Regions from separate parts of the Mus musculus genome. Here region 2 is linked to region 1. The links are chromatin loops, found by intact Hi-C in ENCODE. Cell type or tissue: gastrocnemius. All regions are shown on one strand. Each heading gives the region's core, and the rest is flanking DNA. Links, peaks and the distances in the headings are about the cores only.

The links. Hi-C counts contacts between places; a loop is a spot of excess contacts. Peaks named below come from ENCODE experiments on the same cell type or tissue, not always from the same donor. Only the 100,000 strongest peaks of a DNase experiment are listed, where the experiment ranks them.
Region 2: a loop joins it to region 1, with 2.1 times the contacts of the local background. A loop is called at or near these places in 2 of 42 quality-filtered maps.

What each region holds. Positions count from the first base shown.
Region 1 is chr12:83,127,217-83,135,807 of GRCm38, forward strand. It overlaps Rgs6 (regulator of G-protein signaling 6), which reads left to right. Exons shown (of 17, transcript NM_015812.4): 16 at 6,439-6,528. It overlaps Gm51988 (a long non-coding RNA gene), which reads right to left. Exons shown (of 3, transcript XR_003950211.1): 3 at 6,511-6,589. Among named protein-coding and RNA genes, the nearest start is that of 1700030I03Rik, 10 kb to the left of the region's middle. In gastrocnemius, for the core only: no CTCF peak of the experiment used is centred there; DNase peaks (open chromatin) are centred at 364, 1,003, 1,210, 4,448 and 2 more places; H3K27ac peaks cover 872 bases.
Region 2 is chr12:83,316,070-83,324,660 of GRCm38, forward strand. All of the region lies in intron 5 of Dpf3 (D4, zinc and double PHD fingers, family 3), which reads right to left. Among named protein-coding and RNA genes, the nearest start is that of Gm51988, 170 kb to the left of the region's middle. In gastrocnemius, for the core only: a CTCF peak has its summit at 3,197 (motif pointing right); DNase peaks (open chromatin) are centred at 1,689 and 4,662.

The sequences.
Region 1 (8,591 bases), core at 282-8,281:
TTCCAACCGAGTGGTTTCCACTCCAGAAAGATGCTCTTCTGCTGGGAGGTGAGGTCTGTGCTGTTTTAGGAGGCTGCAGCTCAGAAGAAGATAGGACAGTATTCTTAAGAGGTTCAGCTACTCCGGTATGCTTTGAGCCCAAGGCCTTGGACACTCATCTGACTACCTCCCCACCCACCTACACACACACCTCTCCTCAGAGTCCCAGTGTTTTGTCTAAAAAACAAAGGATGTTTCCAAATGAGGGCTCTCACAGCAAAATATTGATTCGGAGCAGGTGTGGTCAGGAGACAGCATGTATTGCTTGCTTACCCCAGCTCTTGTGTTTCCTAGACCCTTGCTGACCCTTTGCCAGCCTTCCTGCTTCTGTCTCAGTATCCCAGGCAAGCAGAGGACCCATTGGCAGAGCAGCCAGGGCCAGGAAGGGACAAGGAAGGAGATGTGTGTCAGCAGAGGGACATCTCTGAGCACTGTCAACCACTAAAGGGGTTCAAGTCCTTCCTACCACTGGAAAGTGTGTGGCGAAGACATCTGTGTGGTTTAGGTCCTAAAATTGTGGTTTCTTAATATAGATAGAGCCATTCTTGTTGTCCCTCCTGGAGCTGTCTGGGGGGCAGGTATGGCCATGTGGCTCTGCCTTTTTGTGGTCAGCCTTCATCTCCATAATATATAGAGGGAGATGGGGGAGGGGCAGGTAGTTGATAAGCAGAAGAGAAGGAAGGAAAGTCAGGGCAAGATGAGAAGACAAGGGAAGGCAAAAGAAGAAAGGAACAGGCTTTTTCTCGAGCCCTGTTTCTTCACCCAGGACTTGGCTGGGCTCTCCAGTGGTTCCCTTGTAGTTTGCGGATGCTAGATATACATTTCCCTTAGGACCAGTTGTCGGCAGAATGGTGCAAACACACCAGAAACCCTCATAAATCAGCAGAGGTCACTGCCAAGAGCTTTGGACACTTGCTGTCCCTGGCGGTGATAAACTCATTGCATTTGGGAAATGGCCAGAGACCCCGAGTCTGATCTTAATTCTCATTCCCAGAAAAATCTCAGCTCTGGGTTCACCCACCCCCTGTTTACTGTCTTTGTGTTTCCTAGACAAAACTGGAAGGAACACGCTTTCCTGACATCAAAGGCAACATTTCTTTGTCTTGGGGAGGAGGAACAGGACAAGGGAGTCACCGAATCCCTAGCCTGTGGGAAAGCCAGGTTCCGTCCAGAAAGAACCTGGAGCCATGGCCCCCCATTGGGGGCCTGGGAGATCTCCAGAGTGTCAAAGGCCTGCTTTTGTCAGACCTGAATGATAGGAACACTCTTGTCCCCCAACCCCCCACCCCACCCCACCGTGTGTGTGTGTGTGTGTGTGTGTGTGTGTGTGTGTGTGTGTGTGTGTCCATGTAGGGTGATTTGAGGCATCGTGATGTCAATCAACAGTGAGCAGCAGGACTGGTGGGAACACCCCCTTCCAGCCAGTCTGCTCTCACTGACTACTTTCCCCCAAACAGTCCTTACCTGGGTATATGACTTCGTAGCTGACCACTTAGGGAAGGTAATAGCAGTGTTTCTGCTTTTCCCTGAACACACACTGATGCGTGCCCTGGAGAATGAGTCACTGCAGGCTGCTTGCCCTGGGATGTCCTGCCTGCTCTGCCAGATCATACTCTGCAGCTCTTTCCCTTCAGCAACATTTGGGCAGACCCTCCTGCCTTGAAGAGGCATTTTCTGGTAGATGGGACACCTTTCCCCACCCAGTAAGATCAGCTCAGCCCCAGACACACCCATGCATAGCAGCTGTTTTTGGACCCCGTTGCAACCTTAGCTCAAACAGCTCTGCGAATCTTGGTGAAAAAGTCTGTCTTGTCTATAGATTCTAAGCTATATGGCAACAAAGCTCTCTTTGTCTTCTTCAGACTACCACCTCATGATGTCAGGTTCAGTACCTGGTACCTACTAGATGCTCAACAAATAGCTAGTGACAGAAGCCATGATTAAACATTTAAACACCTGCCTTTTCCTGCCCTACTTCAGTCGGCAAGATCTTTTTTTGCTAATGAACCAAGATTTTCCTGACTGCAATGAGGAAATTGGAATTAAGCAGAACAGGGTTGAAGTTTGTGGTTGAGGCCAGAAGAGCCAGGCTAGGGGAGGTCTCCTTGGACTTTGTAGAGAAGAGGAGGGTGGTCACGAAGCATTACATAGTCAGCATTTAGATTCCTGGGAGAAGCCAGAAGCAGCAGAGATGCATTGTCTTAAAGGGACAGGCCTTGGGGGGTGACTCAGATGCCACCTGACTGGGATGATGCTTGATAAGAAAAAAAGATAAGGAAGAAAGGATGAAAAGTCAGGAAGTCACCACCACTCAGAGTTAATATTTGCCCCTCTGATTTTAATAGGAGAGCAATGTAGACATCACACAGGAACAAAGAGCAATGGTACTCCTGGGTCTGGGGCCGAGGAGGATGTTTGAGCTCAGAGGTTCCCAGCCCTATGTGGAGTGTGCGGTCCTTACTCTCCTTCCCTACAGAATAAGGAAGCAGATGCTTAGGGCAAACATAAACTAAAGCAAGCCCAGAGCCTGCAAACTTGAACATTAAACTCAAGCAAGCATATTAATGAACCAAGACACTGTGTGGTTTTTGTTTCTGTATCAAACTGCTTGAGGATGGGTATTCCACAGAGTAGAAAATTTTATTTAGTTCCGTTTTAGAACCTGAAACTCTAAGATCAGGCAAGCCTATCTGTTGGGAGCGCTGGTGAGGGCCTTTCGACTGTGTGTCAATATGGCAGGGAGTGTGTGTGAGGAGAGAGCCCACGGTGAGAGTGGCTGAGAGGGAGGCAGAAACCCAACCTTTTTCTTCTTGTCACAACTTGTTCTTTCAGACACTAACTGGGCTCTGAACATCCAAACCATCCACAGCACAGTATAATCAACTAAATGTCTTGATGCTGTGATGGACAGGGTGCATAGCTAAAAGATGAAGACACACTGCGCACCATCATCTGGAGACTTAAACTGGGGGGACTGCGTATCTCTGTGAGGTTTTCAGGAAAACCTTTCACAGTAAAGTCAATAAAGCTTTGAGAACACACGAAGTCTCTGCGGCAGCCACTGTTTAATTTCCCCACATCCCATGCCGTGGGTCCATTTTTATTGGATGCCATCTCACCAATACAGTGTTTTGGAAATACAGGGCATCTTGGGAAGACCAAGACTGATCCCAGGGTCCTTTGGGGTCCAACTGAGGACGAGCCACAGTGATTCCTCATGTAACCAGAATATTTTCTGTTTCTTCCTTTGGCTTCCACTGTTCATAACTGACAAGTAAAAAGCCATTTATTTTCATGATATAAACATGATATTTTGTCACATATACATACTGTAAAAATGCCAGAATCAAGTAAATTAACATACATATCATTCCACATACTTGGGGTTTCTTATTAAAATTATTCAAATTGAAATTTCAAAATTACCAGGTACTTTATCCCACCACAGTGCACTATAGATACCCTGAGCTTACTCCTCCTGTCTGAATAAAGTGTTTCCTCTGTGCCCCAGCATCCCTCAGCCTCCCTCCCCTGAGCCCGTCGTCCACAGCAGCTGTTGTCCACTCTCTCTGCTTGTGTGAGTGTGATATGTTAGCGTCCACATGGAAGGAGTCAGGCAGTGTTTGTTACTCTGTGCCTGGCTTATTTCATTACACCTAGGTTCATCTACACCATGGTAAATAGTGGCTTTCCTGCTCGGGGCTCAAGAGTATCCACTGTGGGGGTGAGGTGGGGGGAATGGAGGGGTATGTGTATAATGTGTGTGTGTGTAGTGTGTATGTAGTGTGTGTATGTGTGGTATGTGTAATGGTGTGTGTGTATGTGTATATGTGGCATATGTGTATAGTGTGTGTGTTTGTGTATGTTTATGTGGTGTGTTTGTGATGTATGTATGTGGTGGGGGGAGGTATGTGTATTTATGTGCAACTATGTGGTGTGTATGTGCATTGTATGTGTGGTATGTATATGTGTGTACATGTATTATATGTATGTACATGTGTGGTATGCTTGTGTGTGTGGTGTGTATATGTGTGATATGTGTGTATGTGGTATGTGTGTATGTATGCGATGTGTGTATGTGTGGTATGTGTGTCTATGTGTGCATGTGTGTGTGATATATGTGGGAGTGTATTGTGTGGTGTTTGTGGTGTATGTGTGGGGAGGCCATGTATAAAATATATTTCTCACGTTTTCTTTATCCATTCATGAGTTGGTAGACACCTCGGTTAATTCTATGCCTTGGCTATGTGCCTTTTATGCTGGATAGGGAAGAGTCTTGGCACGGCTTAGTCATTGTTCCAGGATTTCCAGGATTCTCTAGCCAGGCTACAAAAAAAAAAAAAAAAAAAAAAAAAAAAAAAAAAAAAGCCAGTTCCCCTCCCCCATCCCCAGGCCTGGAAAAGAGGTCTCAGCAGTTAAGAGGACTGGACTGGATGCTTTCCTAGAGAGCCTGGGTTTGACTCTCAGCACTCACAAGGCTGTTGACAACTGCCAGTCCCAGGGGATCTGACACCCTCTTCTGGCCTCTGCAGGCACTTCGTGTTCCCAGTACACAGACATACATGCAGGTAAACTAGCCATACATTTAAAAGTAAAATAAAAATGAGGAAAAAAAAATATGTGTCCCCCAATGGATTTGAGATTCTGCCTCCTCCATACATGGTGTTTCTGGGAAGAGAAGCCAGAAAGAGGTCTGAGTATCTCTGACTTTCAGCTGGGCTCTCTCTCTTCGTCGACCAGCCCTCCAGTCCCTCTGGCCCCGAGGCCTTTGCCCAGCTTCCTGGAGGGACAGTGAGCATCGTGAGGGATGATGCTTCCTTTACCAGCCCAGCTGCCTGTCAACACTCCACCATCAGAGATGACCCACTCTCCCTCACAGCAGCACTGTTCTTGGGACAGACAAGCTTGCCTCAAGAGACAAGCAATCCTTTCGATAAGAATAGACTGAGAGAAGAACATGCAGATAGATAGGACCTAGCTGTAAGTCAGGGGTCATATATTTGACCCCTGGGTCTTTTCAGAGCCCCAGAGGAAAAGCAGCAGCATTGCCACCATGTATCCTTCTCCTGAATGCCACCTTAAGGCCTGGCATATGTGCCCGTGTGCCCCATGATCCTGTTATGAAGGGTCATGTTCCAGGCCAAGATGATGGCCCCAATGTCTATAAACTGATTCAGTTATATTGTTGTTTCCAGTGTGTGTGTGTGTGTGTGTGTGTATGTGTGTGTGTTTGTGTGTGTGTGTGTGTGTGTGTATGTGTGCATGCACATGCATGCATGCACATGCAGGAGCTCACAAGCACGCATGTCCATATGCATGGTATGGTGTGTACATATACAGAGGTCAGAGGAGGATGTCAATTATCCTGTTCCATTGTCCTTCCCTTTCTTGCCTTGAGACAATGTCTCACTGATCTTGGAATCTTGGAACTAGGCTGGCAGCCATCAAGCCCCAGAGATCCAACTCTCCTGTCTCTGGCCCCTGCTGCACTGGGTTTGTAGGCACATGCAACAGCCATACCCAGTTTTTCACATGGGTGCTGGGAGTTCAAACCCAGGTCCTCATGTTTGCACAGCAAGAACTCTTACCCACTGAGCCATCTCCTCAGACTCTTTTGGCTATTTTTAAAGTTGGACTTGTTATTTAGAGATACTTGTAGATACCAGAAAGTTGTTAAAGAATAGAGAGATGGACTTGTTTATTCAACTCCCTCATGGCAGCATCTTGAGAACCTGTAGCAGACTACTGCATTCATTGTAACGGTGTAGCAGCATCCTTTGATTTCATTTGGGTTTACCAGTTGTACATGTATTCATGTGTACTCCATCCTTCACACCTGTATCACCTGTGTACATGTGTCAAGATTCGGAACCACCCATCACCACAAAGATCCTTCCTGTTGCCTTATAACCACCCATTTCTCCCATCCCTAACCTCTGGCCATTACTAATCTATTTCTCTAATCCATCCTTTTAAGAATATTCTATCAATGGAATCATATAGTACAAGTGAGGGCCAAGTTTTTCATTCATCCTAATTCCCTTGAGATTCTCCCTAGTTTGAGTGTATACCAGTAGTTTATTTCTTCCAATTGCTGTTAGTTATTGTGGCTATAACCATTAAATACCCCAACATGACACCCAGACCTGAACAAATCCTTTGAGACATGAACCTCAAGGATCTCTTGCTTTGTGAGAGAAAAATACCATTTTGTTTGTTTCTTTATCTCTTGGTTTACATGAGATGTGGGCGAGGTGGGACACATGGCAAGTTTTCCTCACTCCATTCAAACATTCCTAGGTTCCTTTGCCCACCCACCCCCAGGTCAGTTGGGTTGCAGTTTCCTTTAGCTTCAACTGATGGTTCCTTCTCTGTCTCTCTACTCCCCTCCATCTCCAGGAGCACATCTACAAGCTGATGAAGAGTGACAGCTATGCCCGCTTCCTACGGTCCAACGCTTACCAGGATCTGTTGCTGGCCAAGAAGAAGGTATCTTGGGAAGGGCGAGCTTGCCTTTCTTAGCACTGTCGACTCTTGCTGCTGCTTGCTGCTGGTGTGAAATGAGAATATCATCCCTTGGGTTTTATTTATTTTTTTCCTTTCTTCTCTCCCCTCCTCTGTCTGCTACCCTCCGATCGTAAACAGTGAGGAAGGTTACAGTTCCAGATGTCCCCCTTCCCCTGATATACAGGATATGCAGTCTGCCTTAGTGTCTCCGGGCCTCTGCCTGCCTGTTTTGCCTGTAGTGAGAGGAGTGTGACCAGATATCATTGCCAAAGTAGCTCAGCTCCAGAAAGTCAGGTTGGCAGTGACCCAAGCAAATCTCTTAGGATACCAGAGAGACTTTCACTGCCAGTTTCCTCTAGTCACTCTCAACAGTCCTTCCCTCTTTAGCCAGACTAGAAAGGGAGCAAACGAACCCAACCCCGTCCTGGGAAAGAAAGGTCTTGTCGATGTTAAGGGGATCTTTTAGCTATCCAAATAATCGCCAAGATTGGCCATGGGTCTCTCCTTACAGCACTGTTGCCTCTAAAGTTCTTCTTCTTTGAACCAGGAAGTAACTACATTCCAGCCACTTCCTCCTCTTCCACTTGAAATTAAATCATGGCTCTTACAGCCCTTGGAGTCTTGGTTCACAGAACCCTAAAGCCCTCAGCATGCAGGTGGTGAGGGTCCCTAGAACAGGGCCAAATTTAGCTGGATTTCTGGAGAGAAGGAATATAGAATGGTACATGGGGCTAGGAAAGGGAAAGACAAGAGGGGGCTCATGGGTCTGGAGAGCCTGCCAATCCTCTGTCCACTTTCAGCTCCCAATCTACCACTTCCAATCTTACTGCATACATATGCGTGCGCGCACATGCACACACACACACACACACACACACACACACACACACACACACACACACACACCTTTCTTCTTCACACCAGGTCTTCAATCCCTGTACCCAAGCACACACTTGTCCACCCACAGGCTTTCTGTCAGATCGCCTCTCAACCCCACATCCTTCTCTGTGTATTGGCAACTGTACCTCATGTTTGCCTGTCTGCCTATCTGGTTGGTGCCATGTAACTCCAGAGTCCCGAAGAACATCTATGTCCACCTTCCTGTTCTTAGACAACCATCAGAAGAACTCCCAAGACTCTGGGAAAGATGAAAGGAGTTCTGGAAGGTCTGTTGTCAAAAGTTCAGCTCTGGTGGTTCCCAAGCCCTTCCTTTGAATATAGACCCTGGGTTAGAGAATGTGAAAACTAGTCTTTTGCCAATTCCCTTGTTGGAGGATGGATTCTAGTAGAGGGAGGCTGAGGCTTCCACACACAGTGACTCTGGTACCCACTATTTAAGCACTGGAAAAAAAAGATCAAGGTTATGGACTTGGAGTACTTATACCCCAAATCTCAGGGGAGAAATTCAAACAAAGCATTTCTTATTTCTTGAGGCTCAAGCCCCCTAAACTGACCATGTTTAGGGGACACTTATGGCTCTAACAATTTCATCAATCTGTGCCTACCTATGTAAACCTTTGGGTCAAAAGCATTTCGTCTCCCCATGGGTGTGAACGCAAATGGAAGAATCACTTCAATCCAGGAAGTGGGCTGAACCAGCTGAGTTTGTAGATCCTCCCAACAGCACAGCCTTCAGGAGGTCAGTGGAGTGTGGGAAGGAATTAACCCCTCCCTGAGAAAAGTTACAAATGAAGGGCATCACAGTTATCCCTGAGCCCTCCAATTAAGGGATGCTCTTACAGCACAAAGCCCGAGCACTGGCTGATCTCTTTTCAATAGTGGTGCTTTCCCATCCATGTCTTCCTGAGAGTCTCTGGGCATCAGATTTGATACTCAGCACCTTCAGGAAGGCCCAGAGCATCTTCTGATTCCAGTGGTGCTCACCCTGTGATAGCAATACCCAGTTTACAGAAGGGTGTGTGAGATTTCCGACCTCCAACCACAGAGGTAGGGTAAGAATTGGCCTCCATTTTAGGCCTAGAGTCATGCCTGGTCGAGTCCAGGAGCTCAGCCTTTAGTTCTCTCTTCCCCAACTCTTGCTCTCT
Region 2 (8,591 bases), core at 139-8,138, 190 kb after region 1:
CACTCTTTGCCAGTGTGACGTTCTGCCTCCCCACAGACCCATAGCAATGGAGAGAGCCAACTGCGGCTGACCCTTCTGAAGCCATGAGACAACATAAATCCTTATTCCCTTAAGAGGCTTTCACGAGTGCCTTGCCACACAGAGCGACAGAAGTCTAACACAGTCCCGTATCTATCAAATATGGGGCCTCTTTACCATACAGCATTCTCTACCTCACGGACAGTGAACTCTACTGACAGACACTCTCCTACAACATGACATAAGATGTCAGGATACTCTGTATGCTGGTCAGCTGATGAGCACCCTGGGGGTGAAGGAACAGGAAGTATAACAGCTGTGCTGGGGTGCCAGGTTCCTGTGCCCTCACTACCTACCCTAAAGGCCTCAGGAGTCCAGTCTCCTCCTCCATGTTTGGCCTTCACAGTAGGGCTGGGCTTCAGGCAGGGCTCCTGTATGTAGTCTACCTCAGGCCTCCCATCAGACCCTGGCCTTTAGGTCAACTGGAGCTGGATTCCTGATACCTACCTACACCAGAACCCTGGATGTCTCCCTGGGTGGGTCACATGACTAGAGGAGGGGCAGGGCAGAAGGAGCTAAACTTCAGTAGTAACAGAGACTAGCCTGAAAGGCAGGCAGCAGCTCTGCACTCCACAGCAGACACCAGAAAGCAGGAAGACTTATTAATAAGTCATTGTAAGCCCCATGCTGGCCTTCCTGCGGTCCCTTAGCCTTCTCCTGGTCATTCATTGCTAATGAGGAGTGGTAAACTCCCAGCCATTGAAAAGAGCTGGCTGCAGTCTTCAGAGACAGAGAGGAAGGGTCAGCAGGAGAGGGCCATGGCAGGACAGAAGTCTGGGGTGCAGGCCCAGGACCTGCTCTAAAGAAGTGGTCCCAAGGATCACAGTGGGAAAGTCTGAGATGGATTTTCCCACATGCACACACTCACAAATGCAGGCGCATATATACTACCGGGGGCTTCACTATAGACGGACCCACTCTCCAAGCCTGTGGCACTCACTCTCAAAATACACACACTTCACAAGCAACTCCACCTTGCCAAAACCCTGTCTTTTTCAAAATGATGATGACAAGGAAGAGAAAAAAGAAGGAAGAGGAGGAGGAGGAAGAGGAAGAAGAGGAATAGGAGGAGGAGGGGGGAGGAGGAGGGGGGAGGAGGAGAAGGGGAGAGGAGGAGGAGGAGAAGAGGGGGGAGGAGGAGGAGAAGAAGGGGGGAGGCAGAGGAAGAAGAGGAGGAGGAGGAGGAATTCCACCTCCCTCCTTGTCACTGCTTTCCTACTTCCCTGCCCCTCATCCCTACCAGAGATAATCAGTAAAAGCCACTCTCTTCTTCCCTTCTTTCTCTTTCTCCTTCTCCTCCTCCTTACCCCTTCATCCATCTCTTCCCCTTCCTCCCCTCCTCCTCCTCCTCCTCCTCCTCCTCCTCCTCCTCCTCTTCCTCCTTCAGACACACTCAATACCCAGTGAGCACCCCCATCACTCTGAGGCACTGACAGATATTGGGCTCAGGATGCTAAGGGTGGTTACCTTATGGCCCCGGCCCTCCCCACCCCTCTTCAGTGAAGCCAAGACTGCTTGACATGCACAGCTGGCAGCCCGGTCACAGCCCCTTGGAGCAGGTAAAAGCAAGTCAGGCAGAATGATGAGGCCACAGCAAATGCTGGAGGGGCCTCTGCAAGGCTGGCCAGTTGTCAAGGCAGGAGATGAGGGGACAGGCAGAACAGAGCAGGGGAGGGGAAGGGCCTCTGAGGGAGTCAGCAGGAGAGAAAGAACAGCCCTGCTGAGAGCCGGCTCCCTCCCCTTGGTGCTGGGCTGCCCAGCAGGGAGGCCGAATGCTCCCACACTCCCAAGGCCTTGGTTTGGCAAACAGAGATAAAGACCATAAGGGCATCTGAGGTGATATGTGTAGAACTCTCTGGAGGCCATAGAATGCTTGATTTCCTGGAAGACGGAAGGTTGAATCCCATGTGTCCTGTTCAAATGCCACTTCCTCCAAGAAGCCCTTCCTAGCCCACTGATGTCCACCTGAATCCTTTCTTATTCTTTTTTTTTTCTTTCTTTCTTTTTTTCCTTCTTCTCTGCTTTATGTTTAGCCAGGGCACTTGCTGTTATCGGGTACTGCATTGTACATGAATTGAGTTGACTTGTTGATTTTCTATCAGTCTCTCACAGGAGGTCGAGTCCTGTATGGGCCACCACTGTCATGACAGTGGGCCACCAGGCAGTGAGCTGACTGTGGCTGTTCTTTATTGGCATCCCAATGCTTTTCCTCCAAGGCCATCAGCTGATCCTGAACTCCCTAGGAAAGCCCCCGGCTGCAACTCTACCTCCCCACAGCCCAGCCTAGCCCGTCCTACATGACTACCCGGCCACACAGACAACAGAGATGAGAGTGGGAGCTCTGAGGCCATTCGCTCCCTCACAGGCCTCCATTGCCACCTATGGTAGGCTTCTATAGCCAATGGCAGCCTACCGCCAACCCAACCATCTCATCCAGGCTCAGGCTGCGTCTATATCTTTGCTGTCCCGTTTTTCTGTATGATTGCCTCTCCTCTGCCATGCACAGACAATCTACATTTTAGTCCTGCTAGTGTTCGCCCTCCAAAAATCTTCTTGCAACGCTTCAGACTAAAACAATGTTGTCTTAAAGGTCTGACGAGTCTACATTTAAATTCCAGCTCTAACAGGCAGATATTCATTACTATAACAAAAGGCCTGAGGTTAGTATACCCAAAAGGAAAAGAGGGGAAATCTGGCTCATGGATCTGGAGGTGCAACGTGTAGGGGACACATCTGGTGATATTCTCCTTGCTACCAAAATCCATAGGCAACACGGAGCATCCCATGGCAAGAAACAGAGAGCCCTCATTTGTGTCTCTTTCAGTCCTTCTGTCTCTTTTTTTAGGTCCTCGGGAGAAGCCCTACCCTGGCCTTACCTAATAATCCTGGTGACTTTCCAAAGGCCCATTCTGAATACAACGGTCATCCAGTTTCTGACCTCTCTGCATCTCAACTGACCTTTAAATTTCATCACATGAAGTCTCAGGGGCGCTCAAGCCACATCCAAACCACAGATAGCACCAGCTGGCTGTCACAGAACAAGCTATCCCTCTAAGTCTTTTGTTTTTTAAAGATTTATTTATTTTATGTATATAAGTGCACTGTAGCTGTCTTTAGACACACCAGAAGAGGGCATCAGATCCCATTATAGATAGCTGTAAGCTACCATGTGGTTGCTGGGAATTGAACTCAGGACCTCTGGAAGAGCAGTCGGTGCTCTTAGCCACTGAGCCATCTCTCTGGCCCCCTCCCTCTAATCCTCAACTTATTCATTTATAAAATGGGCAACAGCAGGCCAGATGTGGTGGTGTACATCTGTCACCCCAGCACTCAGGAAACAGAGACAGAGGCAGAATGAAAACTGAAAGTTTAAGCCAACCTGGTTTACACAGAAAGTTCTAGACCACCCAAAGCTACTTAAAAGACTATGCCTCAAACAATATATTTGTAAGTAAATGAATAAATACATTGGGCATATCTCTGCAGCATAGTTGAGGTAGCTGGGATTAGGAATGAAAGCCACAGGATATAGTTAAGCCCACAGGAAGTTATTAACCCCTCCATGGCCATGTGGATCCTCTAGGCTCTCATTGTGTTTGGTTGGCACACAATGAGAAGCCAGCAGACATCTTACTGTATCATGAATCTCACTTAGCACCTCCCCAATTTGAGTCTTGGGTCCTGAGGGGAAAGATGGCATTTTATACGTTACTCTGAACCCCTAACAGTCTCCTGGGCTCTTCCACATACATTAGCTCAGATGATTCCTGTCATCATCCTGTGAATAGGACCAGTCATGTTGCTATCCCTGTCTGTCAGTCAGTGCTGGCTCTGAGTAGGTTCCATACCTTTCCAGGTCCCAGAGCCCTGGAAACAGAAGGACAGCTTTCTAGACTCGGATACAGAACACTTTGGACTTTATTCTCCAAAAGAGACCCACCCTCCTCCCTGAGGATACTCACTTCCCATTCACACATGAAGCCATGGCAGCCATGACTATATACCACAGGGTCCCATCTTACTGGCCATACAGTAGGCTCAGGAGGGCTCAACTAATGACTTGGCCAAACCTATTTTAACTCTAACTGGGGCCACTCACATTCCACCTTCAAGGGACTTGGAACCTGAAAACAGTGACCCCTGTTGGTAACCGCAGTTGCAAAGACCCTTAAATCCAGGAGCTCCAGGGTCTCATGCCCCACGGAACAGGAAACCCAGGCACCTGGGAGAAGAAAGAGGAAGCAGAGGCCATGGGCGGGGTCCTGATTCTCCTCAGTTCTGATACCCTGTCACCTTCCTGCCTTTCTATGGTCTATATCTTCAAAGATCACTCATATTGTGGACAATGACCCCAAGGTTTCAAGTCTTTCTCCATTCTTTTGCTATTGGGTTCCCTACAACAAAAAAGGCTGGAAATGAGGACAAAAGAGACTCTGGTCAAGGGTAGTTCTTCTAACAAAAGCTGTTCTTGAATGGTGTGTCTAAGATGTGCACCAGATCACTTCGACAGGCTAGAGACATAGCTTAGCAGTTAAGAGCACTTGCTGCTGTTCCAGAGGGCCCAGGTTCAATACCCACCACCAACAAGCAGGCTTACAGCCAGGGGATCTGGCACCCTCTTCTGGCTGCTGAGGACACCTGAACTCATCTGCATATAACCACATACACATAACTAAAAATGAGTATTTTTTTTAACAAAAGCCACTCTCCTGGTGTCATTAAAGGATCATCTGCCTTGTTCATTCTCACTTCCTCCTGAGTGTACAGTGGGGGCTTCCAAGAGGATGCATGACATTTGACGGGGCTTCCGGTGTGCACTTGTATATTCATGAGCTGAATTCTGTCTTAATTTCTAATATAGCAAATCATTAGTGAAATTGCTGTCACCTGCTAGACCCAGAACAAAAGCTTTTAGAGGGCTGTCAGTATTTGATAACGGTGTAAAGAATTTGAGAAGCAGAGAGAGAAAGGAAGGGGGCTCTACTAGCTTCCATCAAAAGCCTGATCTTCGAACCAGCAACACCCAGGAGTTTACCATTAAAGTAAGACCTCATATCCCCCCATATCCCAGAACTATCAATCAGAATTCGCTCTTTAGCAAGACCCCTGGCATCTTCCTGTGCGCATACAAGTACACAACCACTGGGCTGTACTACAAGTGTACGAGTAATTACTAATTTGATTTATTGGTTATTTGATTTATTGATGATTGGTTGGTTGATGATACAAAGTCACAGGAATTTCATTAATTTCTTATGTTAAAGTTACCAAAGGCTCCTTTTTAATTGTTGGGGATGAGCTGTCCTCACCCCCTCCCAGATAATAAATAATATTAAAACTCAGAAAGTCATCCACTTCGCTTGCAATATCCTTCTTTATCTGCCCTTTATTAGGCGCACAAATTTGGCTGTGTGTTGTTATTCCCAACTTATTGATGAACAAACTGAGGCCCAGATCACAGAAGTTACATGATCCACCCAAGGAATCATGCAGGAGGTGGTAGAGCTAAGATTGGTACTCCTGGGGTAGAAGATAAAATAAAGGAAACCCACTGGAGACTCACTACCAAAGCCCTGGCACCCTTCATGTTTCAGAGTAGCTGAGATCTTGTCAGTGGCCTGTGGGATAGAGATTGGGGTCCTCCTACATTTCCAACAAGCTCTCAGGTGAGACCAAGACCAGACCATACAGAGAGATGTCAGACCCCGTGTGCTTGCTCTCCAGTGGCCAGAAAGTTCCACCAGCAGCTGGAAAGCCCTATAAAAACTTAGAGCTGTGAACGAGGTGGCTTCCCACACTTGTTCAGCTCAGAGACTCACTCGTATACCCCTCTGCTTCCTCCATGGCTCTCAGCATGGTGGCGTGGCCACACCATACAACCTGGAGCCATTAGCTGTCATCCAATCATGATGTTCAAATATGACTTTTCTTCCTACTTCCTTTGTTCAACTCATCATTCAACCTAGACTGGCGGGGTCCTGGGCCAGGCAGGACTCAGTGGGAAAAGGCACGGTTCGAATCCTTCTCTCTTTCTGACCTGATTGAGGAAGTGTGAGCAGGTTGCTTAAACTTTCCAGAATGCCAAGCCACTCTTATATGGCTACTTTTTCCATTCGCTGTTTTGGTTTGTTCGTTTTGTTTTGTTTTGTTTTGTTTTTTGAATGAGATAGGCTAGCTGGGAGTATAGCTCAGTACTTAGCAACTAGCTAGCACGTTTAAACCCGGGTTCAGGCCAGGTACTCCAAAAACGATAAAAATAGAAATTAAAATCGAATGAGATAGGTACATTTTAATTTCAGTACCATTTTAACCAAATATAACAAAACACGTTACTGTTAAAGCTAACAACGAGGTATTGTACATTCTTTTTTTTTTTTTATTCTAAGCTATGAGAATGTGGTGCATATGTTATATTTATAGCACCCTACAGTCTGGACTAGCATGTGTTGTTAGCCACTGCTACAATGAGCTGTTGGAAATGGAGAATAGAAAACATAAAGCACCCAAGCATGGAGTCCTGGCTCTCTGTAATGGGCTCACTCCGGAGCCCTTCACTCTGCCTGCTTTTGAATGAGTATAGGGGCCAGTGGGCGCTGTTGCTCCTGACACCTCAACAAAAACGACATCCCTATCACTAAAGGGGGTTCCATCTTCCATACTCATGCCAGAAGTACCTGGGCTGTCTTCCTTGGTGTACTCTACAAAGTCCAGCAGGGGCAGGGGGATGGCGGAAGCAGGATGAGAGGTACTTGGCGTTCACAACAGGCATGGAAACTCCACACCCCTGTGATCCTTCAGTGATGGAATCTCTCTCTCTCTCTCTCTCTCTCTCTCTCTCTCTCTCTCTCTCTCACTCACACACACACACACACACACACACACACACACACACACACACACACACACCACAGTGAAATAATATGGCCAAGCAAGTGAGAGAGAGAGACAGAGAGAGAGAGAGACAGAGAGACCGGGCCAGTGGCAGCAAACCCTGATCAGTGTGAACAGCATTAAAGGCAGAACAGCCCAGCACTGTACACCCCTGAAGTGATAATCAGCACACTTCCCCACCCAGGAAGGATGCGCACCCCTCAAAATAGACACACGCATGCACACACAGAGATTCTGAACTTATTCGAATCTCCAAGCAATGGAAGTGCTATTTAACCCATGGAGAATGTGATCCAAGATACTCAGTGGATGCCTGAACCCCAAAGAGTACTGAGCCCCTAAATGATGCCTTGTCCATTTTAACTAAGCGCTTACCATGCACTGTGGTCATAACTTTTGACCTTCTGGAGTGAAACAGTAAAAAAAGCACAAATCCCTTGCTCCTTCACAATTTCACAAAGTGAAGGTTTGTTCTTACTATAGAGTTCATCAAGCTTAACATATAGCATTTCCTTAAAACTAAAGGAGAACATCTGCTTTTTCACTTCAAGGAAACTATTAGTGGGTCTTTGGGGTATATCTGAACTGTTGGTATCGTTACTATGGCACTTCTAGGCTGATAAGTAGAATAAGGGTTATTTGAACATAAGTATAGCAGTCTATCTGATATGACAACTAATAGATAATTAACAGGAAGGTAGCAAATACAGAGTGGATACAGTGGGCATGGGTAGTAGGTATTAGAACAAGGCATATTTGTGCTGCATATAAAAATGCCTAAGAGAGATACACTGGAATATATAATAAAATGTATAGAATCTACTTTTAAATACTCCAATGGGGAAACACAAACATAAGCCAATAATAAGTAGGAGAAAGGAGTGCACAAGACAAAACTGTGGAAATGTTGGTCACTGATAAAGATGGTAGCAGCCCAATAAACCCGTACCATCAGACAGCTGCCCTACCCACACTGACAACTCTGGCTCTTGTCTACAGTAGGAGCATCTTGGATCACAGTGTAGCCAGCACCAGAGTTCATGCAATTGCCTGGGAAGTTGCTTATAATATCGTGTAAAGGTGTGGTCCCAAGCCTAATAACTGAGCACAAGTCCTGGGCATCTAATTTGAGTAATTACTCTCTGTGGTACTACTGTGTGCAAAACACAGGCTTACAATCAAACACAGCCCAAACCCACGGGGCTCACAGGACCGACCTCTCTCCCACAGCAAGGAGAGCATCCTACCTAGAGCTGATAGGCGCTAGACCCTCAAAAGCCCTCAAAAGTGGGTTTCCCTGTGAAGAGGTATAGTCCTCCCCTGGAGGTCCCTCTCCACCTAGTTATCACTGAGGGTGAGCACAGAACACTTTGTTGAAAAGAAGACCCTAGAGAACCAAATAGAATGTCCAAAAACATGTTCCTGGTCAGCTCCCTTCCCCCTTAGGAACCAGCCAGTGTTTTCTTTCTTCCCACCTCTGACCCCTTCCTAGTTCATCTCAGGGGCCACGTGCCTCTAAAGTTCATGCAAGATCCCTTGAGGGAACTGTCAGTCACAGCCTGTCGGCTTCTAGCAGGCTTCCACTCTCTCTGCCTGCCCACAGAAGCATGACCCAAGCATGG